Regions from separate parts of the Mus musculus genome. Here regions 1, 2, 3 and 5 are each linked to region 4. Evidence: chromatin loops called from intact Hi-C (ENCODE). Cell type or tissue: left cerebral cortex. All regions are shown on one strand. Region 1 has its middle 5.6 kb from the start of Gm23477. Region 2 has its middle 81 kb from the start of Gm23477. Region 3 has its middle 150 kb from the start of Gm6634. Region 4 has its middle 260 kb from the start of Gm6634. Region 5 has its middle 190 kb from the start of Gm23477.

What was found. Peaks named below come from ENCODE experiments on the same cell type or tissue, not always from the same donor. Only the 100,000 strongest peaks of a DNase experiment are listed, where the experiment ranks them.
Region 1: a loop joins it to region 4, with 5 times the contacts of the local background. A loop is called at or near these places in 2 of 42 quality-filtered maps.
Region 2: a loop joins it to region 4, with 9 times the contacts of the local background. A loop is called at or near these places in 2 of 42 quality-filtered maps.
Region 3: a loop joins it to region 4, with 2.0 times the contacts of the local background. A loop is called at or near these places in 2 of 42 quality-filtered maps.
Region 5: a loop joins it to region 4, with 4 times the contacts of the local background. A loop is called at or near these places in 2 of 42 quality-filtered maps.

The regions. Positions count from the first base shown.
Region 1 is chr3:70,220,818-70,225,817 of GRCm38, forward strand. No RefSeq gene overlaps it. Among named protein-coding and RNA genes, the nearest start is that of Gm23477, 5.6 kb to the right of the region's middle. In left cerebral cortex, no CTCF peak of the experiment used is centred here; DNase peaks (open chromatin) are centred at 2,711, 3,075 and 4,232; H3K27ac peaks cover 1,117 bases.
Region 2 is chr3:70,307,146-70,312,145 of GRCm38, forward strand. No RefSeq gene overlaps it. Among named protein-coding and RNA genes, the nearest start is that of Gm23477, 81 kb to the left of the region's middle. In left cerebral cortex, no CTCF peak of the experiment used is centred here; DNase peaks (open chromatin) are centred at 569, 1,013, 2,330, 4,106 and 1 more place; H3K27ac peaks cover 447 bases.
Region 3 is chr3:70,956,556-70,961,555 of GRCm38, forward strand. No RefSeq gene overlaps it. Among named protein-coding and RNA genes, the nearest start is that of Gm6634, 150 kb to the left of the region's middle. In left cerebral cortex, no CTCF peak of the experiment used is centred here; DNase peaks (open chromatin) are centred at 2,954 and 3,266.
Region 4 is chr3:70,542,175-70,547,174 of GRCm38, forward strand. No RefSeq gene overlaps it. Among named protein-coding and RNA genes, the nearest start is that of Gm6634, 260 kb to the right of the region's middle. In left cerebral cortex, no CTCF peak of the experiment used is centred here; DNase peaks (open chromatin) are centred at 1,963 and 3,050; H3K27ac peaks cover 1,018 bases.
Region 5 is chr3:70,420,171-70,425,170 of GRCm38, forward strand. No RefSeq gene overlaps it. Among named protein-coding and RNA genes, the nearest start is that of Gm23477, 190 kb to the left of the region's middle. In left cerebral cortex, no CTCF peak of the experiment used is centred here; DNase peaks (open chromatin) are centred at 2,065 and 2,691; H3K27ac peaks cover 953 bases.

The sequences.
Region 1 (5,000 bases), 320 kb before region 4:
GTAGATGGTGTGCATTCTCTGAGTAAGAATCTTATTTGGGGAGTAAACTTGGATAGATGCTAGAATGTGCATATTTTACAGCATCATCTAGGTTCCCTCAGGCCATAAGACACTAAGGTGTAGAACTGATGAAATTCTTATACAATCATATTTAATTTTATTAAAAATTTTGAATATCTAGCAAATATATAAGCATGCATGGAAATAACTAGTTATAGAACTAAACTGAGCCTTCTACATAAAAATTTCGGGACATTATAGAGAAATGGTGAGTAAAAGGGTATTGAAAACCTAGTACTAATTAGATAATCTCAAAGGATAGGAAGAATTTGGAAGTGTGATAATAGCAACTTCATTGATTTACTATAACTCTTTTTTCATATATATGTATATATATATATGCATACACAAAATATATGTACAAATCTTCTTTCCTTTTAACATATAGCATAGGTAATTTATTCAAAATATCTTTGAGTGATATGTGGTTTAAATCAGCTCTTCTTTTTTCAATAAATTAAGCCATTAGATGCTTTTAGTTTATAAAAGAGAATTTCTTTGCAATATGATTATTTAGTATTTTGACACAGACTGTACCCAGCTCACACACATGTATCCAAAGCCTAAAAAATCAAAACCCATCTGAAATTTTGTGTTTTCCAAAAATTTGCTTCAGCCATTTAAAAGTGTTTTTCTTTTCTCCTTATTTTATATGTTTGAGTGTTTTGTCTGATGTATGTCTGTGTATCATGCATTTTCAGTACCCATGGGGACTGGAAAAAGGTATTAGATCCCTTGAGACTCAAGTAACAGATAGTTATGAGCCACATTTTGAGGGCTGGAACTCAAACCAGGGTTCTCTGGAAAAGAAACCAATACTCTTGAATGCTAAGTCCTCTTTCCAGTTCCCGCTTCAGCTACTTTTGATAAAAGTACATGAATATGATAGAATTATCATAGGAAAGATTGAACACAAGCTTAGCAATAAAATCTCCACATCTTCCGATTGTCAAATACAGACATACTGATTTTAAACAATTTATTTGAATGGAAATCCTTTACTGAATGGATTCAAAGCAGTGCATCTTAGACTTCCTATAAAGTGCTTTGGTTGATTTCTTCAGCGAGCAGACTACAGTGTGGGAATGAGTGGGGTGGGGGAAATGGGGTTGAGTCTTTGGAGGAATTATTCACATAGACAAAATCATCACGTATCTACTGTCAGCCCAGATACAGAGTTCAGATTAACCATAACTGGAAGGGAGAGCTGGGACTGTGGCTACATTATGCTTCTACAATTGAGAGCTTGCTCTTCATCCCACTTGATTTGGAAAGACGACTCTGAGGAGGATGGAGGCCGAGTGGCCGAGGCTAAAAGCCTAACTGGGAAGGAATTAGAATCAGTGTTAGATACTCTCCCTCATCTAACTGGTATATGACATTTTTGGAAATTTTCTTCCACCAGTTTTCAAATAGAACTATGGCCAGAGGGTCCATAGATGTTTTACTTGAAAAGAAAACAGGATGACTGTCTTTAGTATTAACTAATTTGCTACCGCAATTTTTTTTTTGCAGTATAGTGGAGTTAATGCTTGTGTTTCTTAATACCAACAATAGATTTGTGTGTTTGTTTGCATGTGTAAATATCAAGTATTTTTATCCTAAAATAGAAAAATAACACCATTTTTATTAACTTAAGTCTAAAATTCATGGAGGCTTATGAGAGATTTGTCAGTGGTTAGAGCACTTACTGTCTGAGGGAGCAACAGAGTGTGCTTCCCAGCACCTACATCGGGAGGCCCACAGTTCTAGTTCCAGAGGATCTGGATATCCTCTTCTCTCCTACCTAGGCGCCCTCACACACACACACACACACACACACACACACACACATATATATATATATATATATATATATATATATATATACACACACACACACACATACATACACACACACACACACAAAGAGAGAAAAAGAGAGGCAACTACCTATGAATGAAAAAACAGTATGAGAATAAAATTCTTGCCTCTTTCAGTCTCTTCCTTGACACAATTTTTTTTTTTCATTCTACTTCCAGTATCGGAAGACAGGGTATTTAAGAAAATTCTTATTTATTTTATTATTTTATAAACAAAAGCCTAACATTACTACTGAAGTATAATTAAAAGCACTATTAATACAATGAAGATGAAGACTTCCCTCTGGAGATCGGTTTAGCTAGCTTTCAAATACATTTATTCAAGAGAGGCATTACTATTATGGTAGTTCATCCCTCTTTTTATAGCAAGCCCCGTGGCTGTGTCATCCCCCGTGGTCTATTAATCTCTTACTGCATTACCCTGAAATTGTGTTGGTTATAAGTAATCATAAACTGCCAGCTTTGAAACTCTAACATTTGTTAGCTTCACAGGCAGGAAAAAACCAGTGATAAGTGAGGTTGTTAAAAAGTCAAATTAAATGTTAATTGATGCAAGGGCACAAAGCTTTAAGGCACTTAAGAGTTTATATGTAGGCACTACATTTATTAGACCTGACAAATTGTTCTGAAGACTTTCCGTAGTAGACATTTGCGTTTATATATTTTTTTTTTGTACCACTCTTCTCAACTTGATCCTGACAATTCAAAACCAGTCTGAATACTGCTTTTGTTAGAGGTTTACATAGTTTCATATGAAGCCACAGGCAAGATTCTAACTCCATCCTATATATTTACAATGTTTTATATTTAAGCGGTGTGGTGATCTAAGAAAAGAATCAAAGAACAGACTATCTTAGAAATTTGCATAAAGAGAAAAGGACACACATACTCTTGGGGAATTAAAGAGAAGGTTCTTTCTTAATCATCTCATACATTTAAATTACTCAGATTTGCATAAATGCTGAAGTGTGAATTGTTGCTTTTTTTTTTTTAAATCCAATTCCTTTTCAGACCATTGCTAATTATTCTTGGCTAATGTGGTAAAGTTAAAGGCACAGAGAATCACTGATAACTGCTTGGCTTTCTCTTCCCCAGTGCTGACAGTAGGCTGGCAACACAGATCCCCTGTCTGATAGACAAGGCAGAAGTGGGCTGCGATGGTGCTGTTGAGACAGCTGGCTTTCTTGCGTCTTTGGATGCTCATATACTGAAAAAATAGGAAAGTATGTGTGTAGCTCAAAAAGGATCATGTTTTATAGAAATGGCTCACTTATCACCAAATTTTGCTGGATTTTTTCCTTATCAGTAGAACTGGCCTAGAACCAGTTAAAAACTGGATTCTGTTTGGTACTTTTAAATATCTCACATTTCCCACAAATTTGTTGCTTATGAAGTAATGGCAAATACAGTAACAAACAAGGGGTCAAGACCATCTGAAGTGCTCTTAGGTGATCTTGATTCATATTGGATATGGAATTTTCTGTGGTCACAAATATGAAAATTCCCAGCACATTCATGTGTAGGGTGTGTGTGTGTGTGTGTGTGTGTGTGTGTGTGTGTGTTGTGTGTTGGGGGTAGAATGTTCTTTTCTGAATCTGCCCCAATTTATAGAATTTCTCAGATTGCGATTGCGATTTTTCTCAACTGTGCTGTGGATTCTGACACTCCCTTCTGACATGCCGTTGGAGCAGCCTTGTTTTCTTGATTACAATGTATTAGAATTTTCTTGATTACAAGGTATTAGAATTAGGACTCCAGCGAAGCATTAGCATTGCTGGAAGGAAGTATGAAAAGCATCTGTCTGCTAGAAATATACGTGTATTTGGATGCGAACCTTGTCAAACAAAATTTAACAGACATTATTGCATGTCCACATTGTTCTTTATTGAGTAGAATACACACAGAAAGCTATAATACAGTTGGTAGCCATTAGGCTCTAGAAGCCTACTCAAAAAGGGTGGTAAATGGAGCAATGGTGCCATTGTGTCTCATTATTCAGAATATTCAGCAGAAAGGCCAAGCTTATCAATCTAGATGTCCATGAATCTAAAAGTGCCACAGACAGAATTTAATTTGGTCAGCAGTAGCTGCTGTAACAAATATTTCCCCAACGGTGTAACAGAAGCAATGCTTACATATAGCTTACAAAACCATACTGCTTGAATTTCTGGCTCTCCAAGTAGTGATGCTGGCAGGGACCAAGACTCCTCACATCTTACGACTCCATCTCATGTCTGCACATGCTTTCCAGGATTATTATGGTTTTTCTAATTTGAGCTTCGGAAGAGTGTGGTGGCTCTTCCAGAGGAAGTGTAGAGTGGCGCAGTCACACATCAGTGCTGCCTGCCCTCTTTTGGAGAAAATATTCTACAGCTTGCTTCACTGAGGCTGAGAGAACTGATCCAGCTATGAGTTCAGGAGTAGAGGCATGTGGATGGTGTGTGCCAGCCAGTCTTTACCACACGGTGCTATTTTGGTTTTTATCTCCGTGTGAATATCTATAAAAAGTTAGTTTATAATAATCTTCAAGAGGCAAATATGTTCTAGAAAAAGTACCTATTTTTTTTAAGAGAACAAAGTTTTCATTATTAGTATGTGTATTGGGATTTGAAGATATGTGTGCATGAGAGGCCAGAGGAGGGAGTGCTATCCTCTGCAGCTGGAGTCACAGGTGACTTCAGCTGTCTGACATGGTTCTGGGAGACATATTTGAGTCCTCTGCAAAAGCAGAACTTGCTCTTAACCACTGAACCATCTCTCCAGACCAATGTCATTTTAAAAATTAATTTTTCTTTAGTTTCAATATTATTCAACAAAGTGATAGGACCTTATACCTTATCTTAATATTACATTATACAGTGTGATAAAATAAGAAATTTACGTCTCATCTAGGCTTGATTTCCTAAGTCAAAGCTTTTTACATCCTTGTAGCTGGGTGCTGGCAGGTTCCTTTGTTGTAAGTTTGGTCTTCAATTCTGATTTCTGGCATAGGAAAGAGCTTTATAATTTCTTGAGTGATAGAAGCTTGCAAGACAGAGCTTCCAAATTCACTGAAATTTCTTTGATGACAGAAACATC
Region 2 (5,000 bases), 240 kb before region 4:
GCCACCTCAAATAGTATAACTTCATTCTAACTATTTTTGTATACACATGAATCTAACACTATGATTTTGTGATAATGATTGCAGTCAGACATTGGAAGATTGAATGAAGTAATTTCCCATAACATGTTTTAAGGCTTTGTGGTATAATTTTAAATAAACCAGAATGATAGATCAAAAGAATGTGTTCATTTTATCCCCTTAATCACAGAGTGTATTTTATTATTGTGGCTGAGAATACAACATAACAATGTGGACCATATTTCATTAGAAAGTCGCTCAGGTTCCCAGAGTATTGTCTTGTAGTTGGCATTGCAACTGAGTATTTAATAATGTATTTTAATACTCTAGATGGCTAGTTATTTTGGCAAAAAAATGTCAGCGAATTTCATGCACATCACCTTATTATCTTATTTCTTTTATAAATTAAGCTTTCTTAGTGAGAAGTAATATTGTTTGGGTTAACTTCGTAATGAGTAGACATTCAGGAAGTTAACAGATGGTATTGTTGGCAAAGAGAGGCAAGCAGAGCCTGCCAATCCAGATCCAAAATAAGTCTGTATTCTAATAAGGAAAAATCCACTGTGGGGAAGGGTCCAAAATAACCAACTTGCTGCCAACAGGCTATCTGCTTTCCTTTGGATATGGGGACCTGCCTGAGGTTCAGAGATGGTGGCTTTTGCTATAAAATTGGGCATTCAATCCTGATGATAGCCAAATTTGTATTAGTGAGGAGTCCATTTGTTGAGTCTATTCAAAATCCCCTTACAGTGCCATGGCTGCAATTTAAATGAACATGTTATGTAAACATGCCTGGGATTTGGGGGAGGAAAATCAAGATTGACTGGCATCTACGTTTAGAACAAGTTGTCCCCTTGATTATTGAAAGCCTCATCTTTAGTGGGAACTTTTTACTGAACATTTGCATAGGACAAAAATAATCTCGAATTCTTAGTTAATTCTGGGAGGTTTATCCAAACCCCTTTGTCTCCAACCATCTGGTCAAACCATTAGTCATTGCCCTTCAATTGTTTCACATGCAATGTCTCCTTCCAGGAAAACTGGACCACAATATGTACCCTGCTAGTTCTGCCCACTAGGAGAATTATCTTTTATATTTTTCCCCAGCATCATTCCAATCAGGGTAGGAGATACAGGGCTATAGCAATTCACTTTGTACTAGTGCCAGCATGTTGGACAGTGCTCTTTTCGAACCAGCCTGGATAAGTTTTCTCTGTGATCAACTCCTGGCAAAAATCTTGCCATGTGGCCACAGGAATAGCACTTGGAGTTACCGACTTGCTTGCTCAGGTAAGCTCATCACTATGTCCCCAGGGACTGCACCTGCTGATGGAATATTAACAGATGTCCACAGCTTACTGATGTAAATGTTTAGTGCACAACAGGCAACTTAGGTATATTTGTTAAAGGCAAAGCTTTTGCCTCTAACAGATACCAATGTAAAGACACTGAAGGCAAATTTGCAGCCAAAGATGAGAAAATTCCTCTTTAATACTTGAGCTATAGTTTTCTATTACACCCCAATATTTATGATGATATCCAGTCAATAGCCAAGTGTTTCCATGGCAGTCAACATGGTGTTACCTTCCTGTTCATAAATAAGTACATAGCGTTACCAGCCCAGTTAACAGCATGAGGTTCCTAAGTCAGAAGTAAAGGCCCCTTGTGAGAGAGTCGAAACCCCTGTCTCTCACAGACAGCAGATAGTTGGTTTATATCAGAGATAGGAGACTAAAGGTATTTTGTTGGCCTATCTTACAATAGTAGATGAATTCTCGAATTCTGTATACAGTGAGTGAATAAAAGTCAAATATTTGTCTAATCAATATTTATGGAGCAGCAGGCAAATAAGGGCAGTGTTTAGTTCTTCCCCAGATGATAATAAATCTTGGATAAGTGCTGCAGTGGGAGAAGTTTCCGATTAGGCATGTAATAATCTTTGTCATTTAAAAAGATCTATCCACCTGGGAGACAATGTGAGCATGCTTTCTGGTTTCATAGCATATTTGTTCCAACTGTACATTTTGGAACTCGATTCAAAGCCAGAAAAATGGAAAGAAGGATTTTTTCCCATGTGGGAGCAATGGCATTTCTGGAACTGTGGGATCTTCTGGACCATGTCACTCACCATTAAGTATGCATATCCCGCCTCTTGAACCTAGTTGGGACTTGGTGACTGGTTGGAGAGCAGAATGGGGCAAAATGGCACTGCTTTAGGAAATATGGCTTCCTTCTGGCACTGTGTGCTTTCCTCAGAGTGCTTATGGTGATTGGCATGCAACCACCATGCTGTAAGGAAGCCCAGGCTGTACTCAGCAGTGACATGGATAGGTTCTGGCTAAGAGCTCCAGTTAAGGTGCCTGCCAACACTCTGTGTTGGTTGCCAGCTGTTCGAGTGAATGAGCCTAGAGACTACTCCAGGCCTCAGTCTTCAGGGCTAAGTGAAGAAGGGCAAGCTTTCCCTTCACATCCAGCCCAAGTAACAAATTTACCAGTACAACAATGTCCTTGTAGTGAGCTACGAGTGATGCCGTGTCACTGGAACTGATGTAATGAGGTCCCATAAGACACTTGAAGCAGTCGCTGAGCAGACTATATTAAAACATTGTCATGAAAACCAGACAATATTCTCTGCTTTGGAGGACTAAGTTTGAAGTTATTATCTAATGATCTCTGAGATATTTGTCTGTGTCTCTTTCCCCACTGAAAATTTTCCCCCGACTGGTTATTTGCTCAAGGTTTCTTTGGGAAGCTACAAAGGAAGATTTACAGTAGAAAATTTGATGTTCTTATAATATACTCTTCAATCATCCATGATGTCATCTCAGAAAAGTCACACTGATCTGTAAACTGTCTGAAGGGAACTTCTCAGTGGTCTCAGTGGTTAGCTACTCCCCAGGGAAGATTCTATAGATTGGACCATTTTGGTAGGCATGATTCTCCTCTTTATTAGCAGGACAGGGGTCTCATTTTTTTATGCCATTGTGTGTGTGTTTGTGTGTGTGTGTATGTGTGTCCTTTTTCCATTCAAGATCTCTAAAATTCTTCTTCTGTGATAACCCATTTAAAAGCATCAGATACATCACATTTCCAGCCAACAAAGAATGCCATCTAAGCACCTTTGAAAAATGCACTCATTTTCTCTAAGGAAATGCCAATTTCAGTGTTTCCATGAAGGGTGTACTTTCTCTGAAACAATATGACTTGGTTCTTTCAAGATACTGGGGCGATAAACACTCAGGTGCCTATGGTGCACACAATTCAGTTTTTCTAGTTCCCTAAGACTCTGAATTACTTTTAATCATACTAAGGTGTCTTTTCCCAGATATGAGACTACTGATGTTTCTACAATGTGAATTTGAGTAAAGATTACAAACAGTTGTGTTGCTAACATCTAAATGTCTAAAACTCTTATATTTTTGTAAACTTAAAAGAATTCGTGCAAGTTTCATGGACTTATATCCACATGACAAGGTCAAAAGGACTCCAGATAAGTACTTCTGTCAATCAATATCCTAAGCTAGCCAGCCTACCCTACTGCCTGTTCCTAAGAATGGGCTCCCTCTCTCTCCCCGTCTCCCTCTCCCTCTCCCTCTCCCTCTCCCTCTCCCTCTCCCTCTCCCTCTCCCTCTCCCTCTCCCTCTCCCTCTCCCTCTCCCTGTCCCTCTCCCTCTCCCTCTCCCTCTTCCTTCCCCTCCCCCTCCCCCCTCCCCTTCCCCCCTCTCATCTGTTGTCTGTCTGTCTGTCTGTCTATGCTTCTAGTGTTGAGACAACTTCCACAGCCTCAACTGTTAGGACCATTGGCCTGAATGGTTCAAGTATACACTCAAGATTTTTCCCCTAGGCTCCTTAACTTTACCTCCTGTCGCTAGTCTATATCTGTCCCAACAGATTTTCAATCAAAGACCATAAATTGTGAAAAAAAATAAGCTTGCCCCAGAGTTGCTGAAAACCCATATAACCTAGATACTTTTGATAGAATTTACAACCATCCAGAGCCTCTGACTTGAACCAGAACTTCTAGACTGCTTCAAAGTTGCAATTTCTAGATTACTTCAAATCTGCCTACACTTCACTAGCCCCAGATGGTCCCACAATATGTGGGTGGCAAGAAAGATGATCCTAGCTCAATTCCTCTCTGCCCTGCTACCCAGTCTTTAAATAGCATTCTAGCCTTCCTAAATCCTGACAATGACTACCTAATTTCAGTTAAAATACAGTTATAGAATAGATTAAGTGATTATCATGAACATAAAGACTAGAATGTCAAGTTCAAAAGAAACCTGGAACAAATGGCTAACTATTAGTATATGGCCTATTAGTATACTAAAGAGAATGCTGGTCTCCAGGTTCACTCAGTACCTGTGGCTCCTCTCAGCTCTTCACACCCTCCCTGCTGTCTGTCCTAAATTTCATAGTTCATAGGCTTCCCTTCCCCAGCTCCTGATTCCTATATAGCACTGCCATTTTTACCACGAGCCCTCTTGATCTTCTTCTTCCTTGGTTCCCTTTGCTGCCTTTCTCTTCCTCTCTTATCCCACCCTCTCCTCTCATGACCCAGTTCAGTATTCTGGTTATATTTAGTCTACCTACTCTCCCTGCACTAAACAATTCCAGATGCCTCTGGCTGTAATCTTCCTTATATCTACAGTAAAAACCATCTACTCAACCATTAAAAAAACCTTTTACCATTACTTAACCATGAATCGAGGTTTCATTCAACTAACCTGCTAAATATTGGATATCTTCTTAGCTGTTTATATATATGCCAACAATTTATGCCTAGTTATACCCATCATGAAAGACTTAGTTTATTTGATAATAGATTCTTTTCCTTCAAAGTTTACCATTAGAATCCATGATCATATATAAATTCATGCACACACACACACACACACACACACACACACACACACACATACACACACACAATTTTCATGGTTTCCCTTTTACTAGTAGAAACATTTAGAAGGTAAAATCGG
Region 3 (5,000 bases), 410 kb after region 4:
TATTATACTTCAAAGTTGCCCCCTCTGTTCTATCTTCTGGATTATTTTAAGTAAATATTCCACAGTGATTTATTTTCATTTCATCATAATCTATTATAGTTATTTCTTTTATTTTTGAGAATATGACATAATTTCATAATTTCCCCTTCCCTCTCCCACAATCCTGCAGCAGTCTCTTGCTTGCTCTCTCTCAATATCAATCCTCTTAATTAATTGTTAGACCAAAAGAATCAGGGAGTCTGTTGTGAAACTTTGTCTCCTAGTAATGTCAGAAGGTATGACCATAAAATCTCACCTACATGCCAGTTTAAACATCAGCCAAAGAAGGAGAACAACAGTAGAAAGCCCAGCACTTCTCCCTACACAAATAGCCACAGACAACTAAGAAATGCTGAGATTGGGAGATGTACTCTTACTCAAGGAAGAGTACAGTATTCTTTGTTAGATACCAAATGAACAGCACAGAAATTTATTTTATCAAACAGTAATCATTACTATACTCTGTTTTGAAAAAACAAAAACAAAAACAAACAACAACAACAACAAAAACCAAAAACCAAAAACCAAAAACCAAAAACAAAATAATACAGAAAGAAGGATGCTGCCCCCAAATAGGTTGTATATTAATGTGGCTATTAAATCACATCTCAAGAATATTCTAGTCAGATTTATTTAGCTTCTCATAATATCTAGTTTCCTTTATTATAGGGAATACAAGATCAGTAAGAGAAAAAGATCAACTACTCATGATCATTGCTATAAGTTGAAAAAATTAATTTCATCAAATGAATGTATTCTGAGAAATACAAAATCTGTAAGAGAGGTATATGAGCTTGGAACCTGTTTGGTTATGATAGTCAGTCCTGGGTTTAGATGATCCTGTGTAGCCTCATAAACACTGAGCTTGAGAAAACAGGCTGAAACTGGCATTTCCATTCTATTGATAAAGAAAATGAGATTTATACAAAGTGACTCCTCCTCAGACATGTATCAGCTCCTGACAGAACTGAGATCAATAGGAGGCCTGCTGAGAAATAGAAGCCAAGCCAGCACCCATTACCACATAATTAATATGCACCATCTGGGCTTCATAGTTTCCTTCTCAGGGATAAAATGGGAAGCCCAGGCATTACTAAGCAGACTACACCACAGCTGCAGGCAGTACAATGAGCAGCTGTGAGCAATGTGCTTTTTATGAAACCATACAGATGTTCTACATTACAAATATTGCTGAGACAAAAAATGGCATTTTTAAAAAGAGGAATTACAAAGATAATACTTGACAGTGACAGACAATGGATATGGTTTCATGAAATATAAATCATTTTGTCTCCCATGCATTACTTAGTATGCTTTATAAAATATAGATTTCTTAAGCCTAATGCAAATAGAATAAATTCAAATTAACCACTGGAAAATGTCCTTTACTTTTCTTGTCTCTAATCATTAGAAAATTGATTGATATCAGATAAGCACTGCAAATACTTCTAATGTTTCCAATTAAATCAAATTGAAGTCAATTTATAATAAATTAAATTTAATTAAAACCTTAATTGTGTTTAAGGTTGTAATTTGAGTTATGCTACAACACAGTTCCCCTAAGGAACTTCGTGTTCTCCTTGTATTCATTAATTACAAATTTTGCATAGTTTCACGTGCTCAAATATGATAGTGTAAGTTGGCTCTTACCTTTGTCCTCAGGTACACAAATAACTACTATGTTCATATTATTATGCTAAGGAAAGTGAAAAGGTAGCCTTTGAAGATTTTGAAAGTGAGCAAGATAATTACAGATGATATACATGTGGATGTATAGTTTTTACTTGATGCTTTCAATGTATTAAACAATTAGTCCATAATAAGAGATTATCAGTAGTTTTCAAGTCATCGATACATTCATTAGATATCTTCAGCATTATTATAGGGTATTGAATTCTTCTGAGGCTTAATTCAAATAAGTCTCCCATGAAATAATGGGACAGAATGGGTCTTTAAGCCCATGTGTAGTGATCCCTGTGTACTGAATTGTATGTAAACACAGTGTTGTGCCAGAAACTGTTTCTGAACCCTAAAAAGAGCACCAAGGATCCAAATCTGATGTAATTGCATTAGGGTCTTTTATTGAAGGTCGAGCTGGGGCCATACCACCAATTCTGACACAGGAGAATGGGAAGGGGTCCCAAGCCCAGTTTCAGGAGAGTATTTATAGAGGCAAGAAGTGGGTATCTAATCTGCTACATATCTGAATGGGTGTGGGTGGCATGATATTCTTTAACCTAACTGCTTGGTGCTGGGAGCCAAACCATAAGCTTCTGTTTTCCTCCTGATCCATGGTTCTTAGGACGTGAAGTATTAGGGGTAGGCTTGGAACCTGGAGGTACAGATTTGTTGGGGAATAACCGGAAAACTGGTTCTGGACATAGGATTTTTTGGGAGGTAACCTGGAAACTGGTGCTAGGTACTGGCCTGTTAGTCAACTTGAGTTCAATCTTAGGCCAGTTTCCCTAAAAAGGAGTCTGAACCCAAAAGATTTGGTCTCACAAACAGAAGAGCTTGATGGTATGGCTTAGTCATGGGTCCTCTGCAACTATGTGTGTATATGTGTTTGTGTGTGTGTGGTGTATGCGCACGCATATATACATATACACATTACATATGCATAATATACATATATGTTTATGGAAATTTCTTAAAATTTACTTTTTATGGTAAAACATTTAAATTCCTTTTTTCCCTAGCCTCCAGTTTTAAGAACAACATATTATATATAGTTAAGCTTCTATGGGACAATGTAACAAAAAAAAGTATCTGTCTCTTCCATCCAAATATTACTTACCACTCTATAATCTACATTTTCTGATGACTTCCTATCCCCCCAGCCTCTACTTGTCATTCTACTCTCAGCCTCTCTAAGACCAGCTTTTATAGATGCCACATAAAAGTGTGATCGTATGGTACTTATCGTTCTGTGTCAAGCTTGTTTTACTTAGTTGGCTTCTCACATCTATAAAAGATGTTGGAAATGACAGGATCTAACTTTTAAATCATAATTCATAACTTTATTACACAGAATTTAATTATGCTTTCTGTTAAACTTTTAGAGATAGTCTCGAAAATGAATATGATTCTATTTCCATATTTCTTACTGCTTCTTGATTCTTTTTATAATCTTTGCATCCATATCACAGCACCCTTTTCTCCTGGTTTCCACCTCACACAGCCCCTATCCTGTAACACCTCCTCTTCTCTGAAAAGTGGGAGGCTCTCCTGGGTGTCACCCCACCCTGGCACATCAAGTCACTTCAGGCACATCCTCTCCCATTGAGGCCAGACAAGGTTGCTCATGTAGGAGATCTGAATCCTCAGGCAGGCAAATGATTTAGAAACAGTCCCTGCGCTAGTTGTTGGGGGACCTGCATAAAGACTAAGCTGGATATCTGTTACATATTTGCAGGGGGCCCTCAGTCCATTCCATGTATGCTTTTTGGCTGGTGGTTAAGTTTCGGGGAGCCCTCCAAGGTCCACATTAGTTGATTCTGTTATTCTTCCTGTGGGGATCCTATCCCCTCAAGATCCCTCAATCCTTTGGCCAACTCTTCCAGAAGCGTCCCCATGCTCTTTTCAATCTTTGGTTGTGGGTCTGTACATCTGTTTCAGTAAACTGCTGGCTGGAGTCTCTCAGAGGTTAGCTATATTAGGCTCCTGTCTGCAAGCATAGTAGAGTATCATAAACAGTGTCAGGGACTGGTTCTTGTTCATGGGGATAGGTCTCAAGTTAGAACAGTCATTGGTTACCCTCAACCTCTGCTTCATTTTTGATCCAGCTTTTCTTGTAGGCAGGACAAGTTGGGGCTAAAAGTTTTGTAGGTGGGCTGGTGCCCCCAACCTTCCAGTGGAGGTCAGGAGGTGGCCACTTCAGGTTCCACACTCCCTACTGCTAGGAGTCCAATAAGGCCATCCTCTGCTACATATGCAGCTGGAGCCATGGGCCCCTCCATGTGTACTCTCTGGTTGGTGGTTTAGTCCCTGGGAGTTCTGAGGTTAGTGGTTGGTTCATATTGTAGTTCCTCCTGTGGGGCTGCAAGCTCCTTCAATTCCTTTGGTCCTTTCTCTAGCTCCTCCATTGGTGACCTTGTGCTCAGTCTAATGGTTGGCTGAGAGCATCCACCTCTGAATATGTCAGGCACTGGCAAAGCCTCTCAGGAGACAGCTATATCAGGCTCCTGTAAGGAGAAATATTTATCTTGGTCTTCATTTGGGTATATATTGATAAGATAAATTCATTAAAACTATTTGTGCATGAAAATTGAAAATATCTGTCAATATGAAAAAGTTACAAGAAATTTCACCAACAAGTTCTAGATTTTTTAAGATTTACTTTTATATTATATATATGAGTACACTATAGCTATCTTCAGACACATTAGAAGGGAGTGTCAATCACATTGCAGATGGTTGTGAGCCACCATGTGGTTGCTGGTAATTGAACTCAGGACTTTGAAAGAGCAGTCAGTGCTCTTAACCGCTAAGCTACCTCTCCAGCCCAAGTTTTAGATTCTAAGCATAAACATTTTGAAATAAATCGACTCTTTAAAATAGTCATATGGAATATTATTGACTTGGAAATCACATGGTAAAGTAGCAAGGAGTTTTATTTAAACTATGATTAATTGTTTGATTTAGCTACATCAATTAAATTGTTTTGAGCAACAATCCAACTGAATAAGAAATTTCTCTTTTTCTTTAGGCCACTGATATATCATTTCACACTTGCCATCATTGAACTGGTATGACATTCTGAGCATTGTATGTCATTCATCATAATCCAAATTGAAAGTCTATAGGTGACATAAAGGTATTTTGTGAAGAAGAATGTACAAAAGATAGTAAGGCCTCAAATTTACCATGTTTGCTTTAAAATGTAGACATTTAACCCAAATAGCTACAGGCAACGTATGAAAGCTTGGAGTAGAGCAGGAAAAATAGTCTTCTATGGGGAA
Region 4 (5,000 bases):
AGACCCAGCTATACCACTCTTGGGAATATATCCAAAAGATGCCCCACCATGCCACAGGGGGTTCCACTATGTTCGTAGTGGCCTTATTTATGATAGCCAGAAGCTGGAAACAACCTAGATTTCCCACGACAGAAGAATGGATACAGAAAATGTGGTTCATTTACACAATGGAATACTACTCAGCTGTTAAGAACAAGGACATCCTGACTTTTGCAGGCAAATTCATGGAACTAGAAAATACCATTCTGAATTAGGTAACAGACCCAAAAGGTCATGCATGGTATGTACTCACTAATAAGTGGATATTAGCCAAAGAAAAAAGAAAAAAAATCCCATGCAGAATACACAAGATATAGTCCACAGAATTCAAAAGACTCAACAAGCTGAAGTGCCCAAGTGAGGATGCCTCAGTCCCACTTGGGAGAGAGAAGAAAGCAATCACAAGTAGGAAGGGAGGACAGGATGGACTTAGGAAGGAATGTGGACAGGGTTGGGGGGCAGTGGGGGGTAGAGGGAAACCTAATCTGGTATTGGGTGAGGGAAAAGGACTGAAGCCCTGAGGGCCACCAGAAAGAATGTAAACAGGCCACCTCAGGAAATGGGAGGTTGGGGGGAACTCCCAGAATGCACCAGATACCTGGGAGGTGAGAGACTCTCAGGACTCATAGGGAGAGCCCTTTGATGAAATGTCCAACAGTAGGGAGAGGGAACTTAGAGATCCCAACTTGAGCCTGCTTTCTTTGTGAACCAAAGGCTACCAGCCATTAGGCCACACAAATCACAATGGGCTGGCACTCTTCCATTATCACCAATTAAGAAAATACTCTAAAAGCCTGCCTACAGCCCAATCCTACAGAAACATTTTCTCAACTATGGCTTCTTCCTTTTGGATGACTTTAGATTGTATAAAACTGACACAAAACCAACCAGAAAAAATGACAATTTTATTAATTTTATATTAAAAATTAAGCAAAGAAAAGGTTGAGTTATAGCAAACCCAACTGACCTAGTTTTCCAAAATGCTTAAAAAGTAGATCAACATTATTTATATTTTGATCATCTAGACCATGATTAGTATTGACTTAAAATATATTTTCCTCAAGTGAAAATACATTTAATATTAAGGATAGAATTTTCTTAGGTAAAGAAAGAGCTCAGCAACATATTCACTATGTTAACAATATTTATTTTGAATGATCAAATTAATGGTAATCATAATTTCTATTTATTTCCTCTTTGCAGTACTATTTTCTCCACCGTGAAATTTTATTACTTTAACAAGAAATTCACACACATAAGCATAAACACACGCACACACACACACACACACACACACACACACACACACACACACCTACTTCCAACATTTCATCCTTGACTACCAATGCTCAAATTCAATTAAAAAGGATAATTTATTTCATTGAACAACTACTTACTGGTTCCCTGGTCCAGTGTGTTGGAGATTCTGCACTAGAAAAAGCAAATATTTGTTCTTGGATTCATGTAAATTTGGTAGGATGGATGATAATGATACATTTAATGAGAAAATAAAGTCATATTGAAAAAAGTAAACATTGAAGGGAACTGAACAGAGAATAGTCACAGGCAGACACTCTCCGGGTGTAGTAATCACTGAAGGCTTTTCACTGGTTTTTAAATGTATTCAGGGACTTAATTTTGAGCACTCTGTGTGTTGGAGAAGGGAGGAAGGAGGGAGGGAACAGTGGAGGGAGGAAAAGAGAAGAGGAAGAGGGAGAAGGAGAGGGAGAGGGAGAGGGAAAGAGGCTTCATGTATATGTTTATAGAGAGAGACTGTGGCTAATTTAGATTGAGCAAGTGAGAGTGGAAAAAGATGATTCACAGAAGTAGCCAGAATCCAGATCGTCACAGATATGGAATGCCATTTTTAGGTTTTGAGAGATAAGTGGAAACAATGTACTGTGGAAAATAGCCTGTCTCTGTGCAAGAATAGATGCAGATAGCACTCTAGGAGGTGGCAGCTATTATAAGGAAGAAGTAACCTATCTAGGCAGCAGAGTTGGGGAGAAAAGACAAATGGTGAGCCAGGAGATAAGGGTGGATGCTTTTAGTCAAGAATATTCCTAGCTTAAAGATCCTGAGTACCTTCCTAGCTTAAAACACTTAAAAGTAGATTGCTATTTTGATACTCCAAGGCTTATTGGTCTGTCTGGGATGCACTTAAAAGCAGGAAAAAAAAAAAAGCAGAAAATTTGTCTTTGGAGCCAAGTGGAAGAATACCATGATTTTGATGTGCACTTATTTGTACGTGTGGAATCATTCTCTTTGCATTTTTCTCTAAGGCAGTTTTGGGGATGGAATCCAGAGCTTTGTCCATACTAGGAAACTGTTCTGCCACTGAGTTACATCCGCAGCCTAGAACTAGTTTTTAAAGATATTTCAAAACAGATATTTATATTTATCATTTCTTTTTTCATGTGATTCCTGTGAGTCACAATCAACATTGACAATAATCTGAGCTATCTGTAAATTCCAGTGTGAGCCTGAGTCACTGTTCCTCAGCTGGGAATTTGCCTTTAGTGAAATGATATCACAATACAGGTTTGTACTTAATTGCAAACAAATCATCAATGGCATATAATGATCTATTGCAATCGTCAGACATAAAATTTAACACTAATGAAGTATTTCGGTGAAGCAGATCCTGATGTTAAGGTCAAAATTTACCAAAAGTTAAGATTTTTAGTTGGGACTTTATAGGATGACACCTAATTACCAACTTCATTGTTTTTTTTTTTTTTTTTTTTTTTTTTTTTTTGAATGATGCCTTTTGGCAGACACAGCTGAATCATAAAGTAATAAAATGAACTTTGAAGGCCAGCTGCAGCCTCAGCTCTTCCATGTAAGGTATAAAACATTTGTCATTTTCTTCCCACAAATATCTTTAAGATAATTGCTATTTTGGATGCAGGTTGTTGTGATAAATGACACCCTCTCCTCTTCCCTTCCTCTTCAGAAGAAAGAAGTATACTTGAGTGGCTATTTACAAAGCAGAAAGTAAAGTGACTTACATGGTTGTTTGCATTTTTTATGAGAAAAAAATTACTAAGACTTTGGCTGGCTTTTTTTAGTGTCTGCTTTTTGCTCCAATGGTGATTAGCATAGGAAATGATGTATGTAATCTTCATTCAGATTGTGTGTACATATGGTTCAGAACTAGAGACTGATAATCTGGAATGCAAATCATAGTGAGTGATTTGGTCTCTGCAAAAGTAATCTGCATAAAGTCAAAGGAATAGCAAGTTTGTAAAGTAGTTCAGTGAATATATATATATATATATATATATATATATATATATATATATACACACACACACACATATATATGTATATATATATTTGCTCTATATTTCAGAATTTCTTTTATTTAGGCTAAAATAATAAAAGCTTTATTTCTATTTTTTATTAAATAGCATCTTCTAGTAGTAAATTGTAGCAAAATATAGGGTTGCTATAAGTTTTTGAAATTATAATTACATTATTACTCCTTCCCTTCCCTCCTTCAAACACTCCTGTTAATGTTGTCAGTGTTCTCTTTCAAATTCAAGGACTCTTTTTCTGTAGTTGTTATCGTGTGTGTGTATGTGTGTGTGCGCGTGTGCACTTGCATGTGTCTTTGTGTATGATAATATATATATATTCCTAAATACATTAATACTTTTCATTCTCTAAAATGGTAACTGTTCACATATGATTTAAGGGTTGACCACTTATATTTGGATAACCATTTATGGGGCTCTTCTCAGCGTAATATTATTTTCTTCCTCTTCCATCATTCTATACTTGACCATAGATTTGTGTCTAGGATTTGAGTGCTTCCCCCCAATTGTGTCTTGGTGGCATTGTTGTTTAGACCTTCATTATGCAGCTATATTGATGAGGCTTTGTTGTGCCCACCTCGACCCGGCAAGGAAAATGCATCACGGTCGGTCAGATTCTTCTCAACAGCTTTATTCCAGGAATGCCTCGATGCTATGGAACCCCAGGAACCCAGGGAGGACTTATATACACCCCAGCACTGGGGAGGGCTATGTGTCCTCCTGGGATTGGTCAGTCTGCCGGTACCTTAATTTGCATGCACCCGCTTGGGAGGAGTTGGCGCCAGATTCCGGCTAGCACCTGCAGTGGTGTTGTTTACGGTGACGGTGTACTGGAGACCAGTGCCATCTTTTAGGCGTCGGCTGCCTACAAGGCTTCATGGTTACAGACTCACTCTGAGTTTTCTAAGAGGCACAATCTTGCAGCACACTCTCCATTTCTCTGACTCCTAATCATAATGTAAGAAAGAATGCAAGGTGCAAGATATTTATCAGAAAATGATCAGGACCATGGAGATAAATGTGGAGATACCCTCCCTTGCACAGCAGGCTTTTTCTCTGTGGCCCTTGTCTGTTTTTGTTTCCTTTGGCTTTATTTCAAATATCATTGACTCTATTGCAAACATGATTGTAACCCCATTTGGTAGTTTTGGTGTAATTTACGTTGAGTTACACAATAGCCTCAAGTGATTCATTTTGATTGAGTCACTTAGCATTATTTTCTCCAACAAGGAGAACCAAGGGTTTTGGCTTCTTGCTTTGTGGACATTTTTTCCCATTGATTTCAAATATTTCAGACATTCAACTATAAATGAATGTTATTTAGCATTAGCAGGGAAGTAGCTCTAATTGGCTCTCCTGATTGCTTCCAATTCTTTAAATCATCTGAATTTGGTCTGAGAATTGCTATCTCAATGGCAGTATTTACCATGATCTTTCTTGCTTTACTTTCCACATTTATCCAGCAACTTGCATGTGGCTTGGGCTTTCCTGCCAGAATCATAAAAAATAAGTACAAGTTCATATTCTGTATGAACTATACTCATACACTTGCTGTTAGTTGTGACAAAATGAATAATTTTTAAATCCTAGCTTTCTATGGTCCATGTTCCACAGATAATTTTTCCCTTGGAACTATGGAGC
Region 5 (5,000 bases), 120 kb before region 4:
CACTACCAAGCTCTGTTGCTAGTACAAGGTTCAGCCTTGGCCACCTCTTGACCATAGGCTTACCCAGAGGAAACACTTTGATCCTGAGTCAGTGATGTTGGTCTCGATTATAGCCAGTTCCCTAGTTCCAGCTGACCAGCATCTAGTGTCCAAGAAAAGCAAAGTCTTTACTTCAGTGGTGGGTGTTGGTCTTGTTAATTATAATTATTTCTTTAGCCTCATTTGCTCAGACACCACAGAGTCTTAACACAAAATATCACTTAAGTAACTCTGATTGTCTTTGCTTCCTGCTGAAACTTCACAAGCGAGGTCTCCCTTCTCTATACTTCTCTCTGAGTTCCCAAAAAACAGGCCACTGAGCTATGAGCACTCCATCTGTTTTCAAGTTCAAAATTCAAATGTTCCAATGATTCTCTCAAAAACACGTGATCAGGTCCATCACTGTGATCTCTCATGACCTGGTATCTGTTTCTATCTTGGTGAGGATTTCTATTGTTGTGAGAAAATACCATGGCCAAAAGCAACTTGGAAAGGAAATGGTTTATTCAGCTAACACCTCCACATGAGAAGAAAGCTGGATTGGGTACCTAGAGGCAAGAGCTGATGTAAAAGCCAGGAAGGGATGCTTATAACTAGCTTATAACTAGCTTGAACCTCCTCATGACTTGCTCAGCCTGCTTTCTTACAGGCTTTCATATAGCATCTTACAGCACCAGCCCAAGGGTGTACCATTCAGAACAACCAGGGCCTTCCCACATCAGTTATCTATCAAGAAAATGCACCACAGGCTTACAAAGGATAGTCTAGTGGGTGAACATTTTTACAAAATGACTCCAACTTATGTCACATTGACATAAACTAACTAGCACATGTGGTATATGTGAATAGAAAAAAATGGAATCAATAACGTGTGAAATAAAATTTAAAGAAGAGTTCATTGAGCTAAATGAAAAATTATACTTCCTAAAGTGACATGTGACAGCACCTTTGGCAGTTGCCTATGTCAAATTATTGTCTTTGGGGAACAGGATAATCTTTGTGACAAGCGTTACTAGCTTCAGAAGCAGATGAAAAAATTTCTACAACTCATTTTGTTTTCTGACTTTGTAAGTGAGTAATATCTCTGCCTTACCTATGGTGGGTATCAAAATAGAAAACGTCTAAAGAAAGTGCAACAACTTCTTAAAAATAAAAATGTGGCATTGATGTCTTCAATCAACATATCTTTTGGGTTACTTCATCCAAAAGATTTACTGATACATAAGAAATGAACAAAAATGAAAACTGTAAATATGTTTTTGATTAGCAACAATTGACAAAAGGCAAAGCCATTATAGGTAGAATGTTTTCATACTTAGGAATCATTGGCCACATATACATATTTCACACCTTGCCATTACCTCAAATATCTCTTTTGCTGGAAAACTGATTTGTTGGGTTTTAGTACCCGCTTCCTGGGACAGGTGTTCACCAGGTACTTTCTTATTATGGACTGTGTTTGAATTACAAACAATATCTTCCTTAAGACTCTTAGAAAAGGAGACTTTCTGTGTGACACAGTCTGAGGGCTTCCTTGCTGGGCCTTCCCTGTTCCTCTTTCAGTATCTCAGTCCCTCACTCTCTTCTCTTTTCCCACCTTCCTGTCTTCTTAGATCCACTCTTCCTCCTTTCTTTCACTCTTTTCTCTAAAGTGGACATCTTGTACAGAGATGTTCCTTTTCCTTTCTAGCAGAGTGACATATTTAAAAATACTTTATTTACTTTTTATTATTTATCATTTTCTGGGCTTACATAACAAGAGAGACCTTCAAAGTATTAACCTGACCCATATACAAGCCCATTTTACTTTTACATTAAGCTAGCTGAATTAATAAATGTGACGAGAAGATAAGGCATAGATGTTAGTAGTGTTTTATCCTCTGGAAAATCCTCAACAATAAGTTGCATTGAAATCTGGAGTGTGAGGTAAATCAGAAAACTTAGAGCTTTATAGTTCAGCCTCCAAGATGCATATGAAGCAATTGCAGCTATAAGTGATACCATCTTCAGAGTGCAGCAGGAACAAGTTGAACATTTTCTATTTTCTCCTTGGCTGGATACCAGCTGCCAGGTTTTGCCTTTTAAAAACTCTAAAGAAAAAAGACTGTTTTATAGAATTTAGGAAACTAAGTGATTTTTCTTTATTGCAAGGAAAGGAAATATTTATTATATATCATGATGTGGTGGGTGGAGGAATTAGTTTAAAAAAAAAAAACCACAAATTTCTTTGAAGAATAGAGATGTAAGAATATTAAGGGCAAAACCAGAGTTAGATCTCAGGGGAACTTCCAAGGGGTGCTATTCTACCCTTTCATATGACTTGGAGGTATTATTGTTATTAAGGTATTAATTTTACTATAATGCTAATAGCTCAGAATATAATATAGCAAATCCTTTTGAGAGTGTGTGTGAGGTCAGTGGACTAAAACTTGCAGTTCTTTTACAATGATTCTGACAAGCAGTGGGAAACCTTTCCTGTTCAAATATATTTCTGACTATTGTTTATCACTAATTCCACTTAAAATTTTACTCTTGGACAGGGGAGAAAGCCAAATATGTCAAAGGACTGCTTTAAATCCCCCAGAACTCATGTATAAAAAGCTAACTAAATGTGGCTACACGTGTCTGTGAGTCAAGTCCAAGCCCGTGGGCTGTGGAGAAGGGACAGGAAGATGAATGAGCTCACTGGTAAGCTGGCCTCTTCGCTTGGTGTGTCCCAGATTTAGTGACAACTTTGTGTCAGAAAAGAAGGAGAATGAATGCCTGAGGAAGTTACCTTATATTGACCTATGGCCTCTGCATATATGCATATAAACATGCATGCATGCATACACATGCATTACACATAAAGCCATATGCACACAAAATTCATAATTTCACATGCTTATTTAAATGAATACCCTGGCATATCAATTTAACAATGGAACACCATGTACTGTTATCCTTGAAGCATAACTTCCAGTGTCAACTCCAAAGTGTGCTTCACTTTAGTAGATTCCAGAGAACTATGGGATTTCTCCCCAGCATTTTTGTTTCAGGAGTCACAGAATGTTACTATGTATCACTTCTGTGACTTCAAATTCTCTGCTGTTCTGGGCATGTTGTCTTTTGAGCTTATTTTGATGTTGTCAGTGAAAGGTCCTGGAAGAAGAAATTTAGCTTCCATTACAGAATTACAGAGTTGTTCCTCAGCAAAGAATGTTTAGCAGTAATTTGACCTTCGTCTCTTTACCAGCTGATCATGTGAATCAGAACAGGTTTCTGCAAGGTTATTATCAAGTTTGAAGTGTTATATTTACACTGTTAACCTCCTTGTAACAATTAAGGTTTTAAGTATGAAAGACTTTCATAAAGATTCTTTCACTGGTCATTGTGAGAGAGCCCTAAATAGGGCTAATAGCTCCCCTTTTTGTTGTTTTTGCCCTTTAAAGACATCTCTCCTCTTTCTGGTTACATCATAACATTCATACACATATCTATTGTCTAATCTATTAATCACAGATATGACTATACTCATGACCTGGCATATTTACTCTCTGTAATGCAATTTTGCTAAGAGAGTAAAATATAGTAAAGAGCTGACATGAAAGCATAGCACTATGTATGGGCTATAACTTTGGTATTCTTAGTAACTTGAGGTGGTATGATAGAGTCATCGCTATCTGTAAGAGAATAAAGGCCAATGTGGGGTCCAACTTCTTTTTCCATGTATCCTGTTATCTTCTTCCCAAATGATGGATCCTGAAAGAACTTTATCTCTTTGTCTGTATAGTCCCTGGGACTCCCACAGCTCTCTATGCAATAATTTCTATACTGTAGTTTGGTCCTTAGTGCATTGATTTTCATACCAAATCCAATTCATAACACTCTAGTCCTGCTGGAGTAAGCATTTCTTATTTCCTGATTTTCTTATTTTCCTGACACAAACTTAGATAAAAAGGAGAAATTTAATAAGAAATTGTGTGACATTACACCATATTTTTTCAAATTCAGATTGTCCTTAGGTGTTACTTTTAAGAGGATTCTGAAACACACAATGTCCACTTAGATTAGAACAGGGTTACAGTAACCCCTGCTAGATCAATGTAGTAGTACACTACACATTCATAATTGCAATCTCATTTGTTGAATTTATTTCATAATGTTCAGGTATTATGGTGATTATTTTGAGTTTTTTTCTACATGAAATTAAAATTAAAATCTGTTTAAAGTTCTAACATATCAACATTAGTAGGCACATCATATTGTCCAACATTCCTTCACTCTACTCTATGATTTTAAAGTATTACAGAACAACAGTGAATGCATTAATTATTCTATTGTGTTGTTAGTTGAACAATAGAATTTTTAAAATTGTGGGCCATCAGTAAGTTCTGGTGTGTCTCTGTACATACAGCAAAGGGCAGATGGGGCAGTTGCTGTTGCTCTTGTGCAAACAGCACCTGGCAAGCCTTCTCATATGGTTGCTGCCTGAAGGTTTTATCCTCAGTACAAGTATTGGGCCTTTGGAACCTGACAGGGCCATAATGGCTCTAGCCTTATTGGTACATTACTTCATTGCTAACTTCATCTCTATGGTGGTTTGAATAGGTCTGCCCCCCCACAGACTCATGTATGTGAGTGCCTGGCCCACAGGGAGTGACATTATTAGGAGGTGTGGTCTTGCAGGAATAGGCGTGGTCTTGTTGGAGGAAGTATGTTATTGTGACAGAAGACTTTGGGGTCTCTATGCTCAAGCTTTGCCCAGTATGGCAGAGTCTCCTGTTGCCTGTGGATCAAGATGTAACTCTCTCAGCTCCTTTTTTAGTACCATGTCTGCTTGTATACTGCCATGTCCTGCCATGATGATAATGGACAAAACTTATGAAACTGTAAGCTAGCCCCAATTAAATGTTTTCCTTTATAAGAACTGTCATAGCATATCCGGGGATCCATCCCATAATCAGCTTCCAAATGCTGAC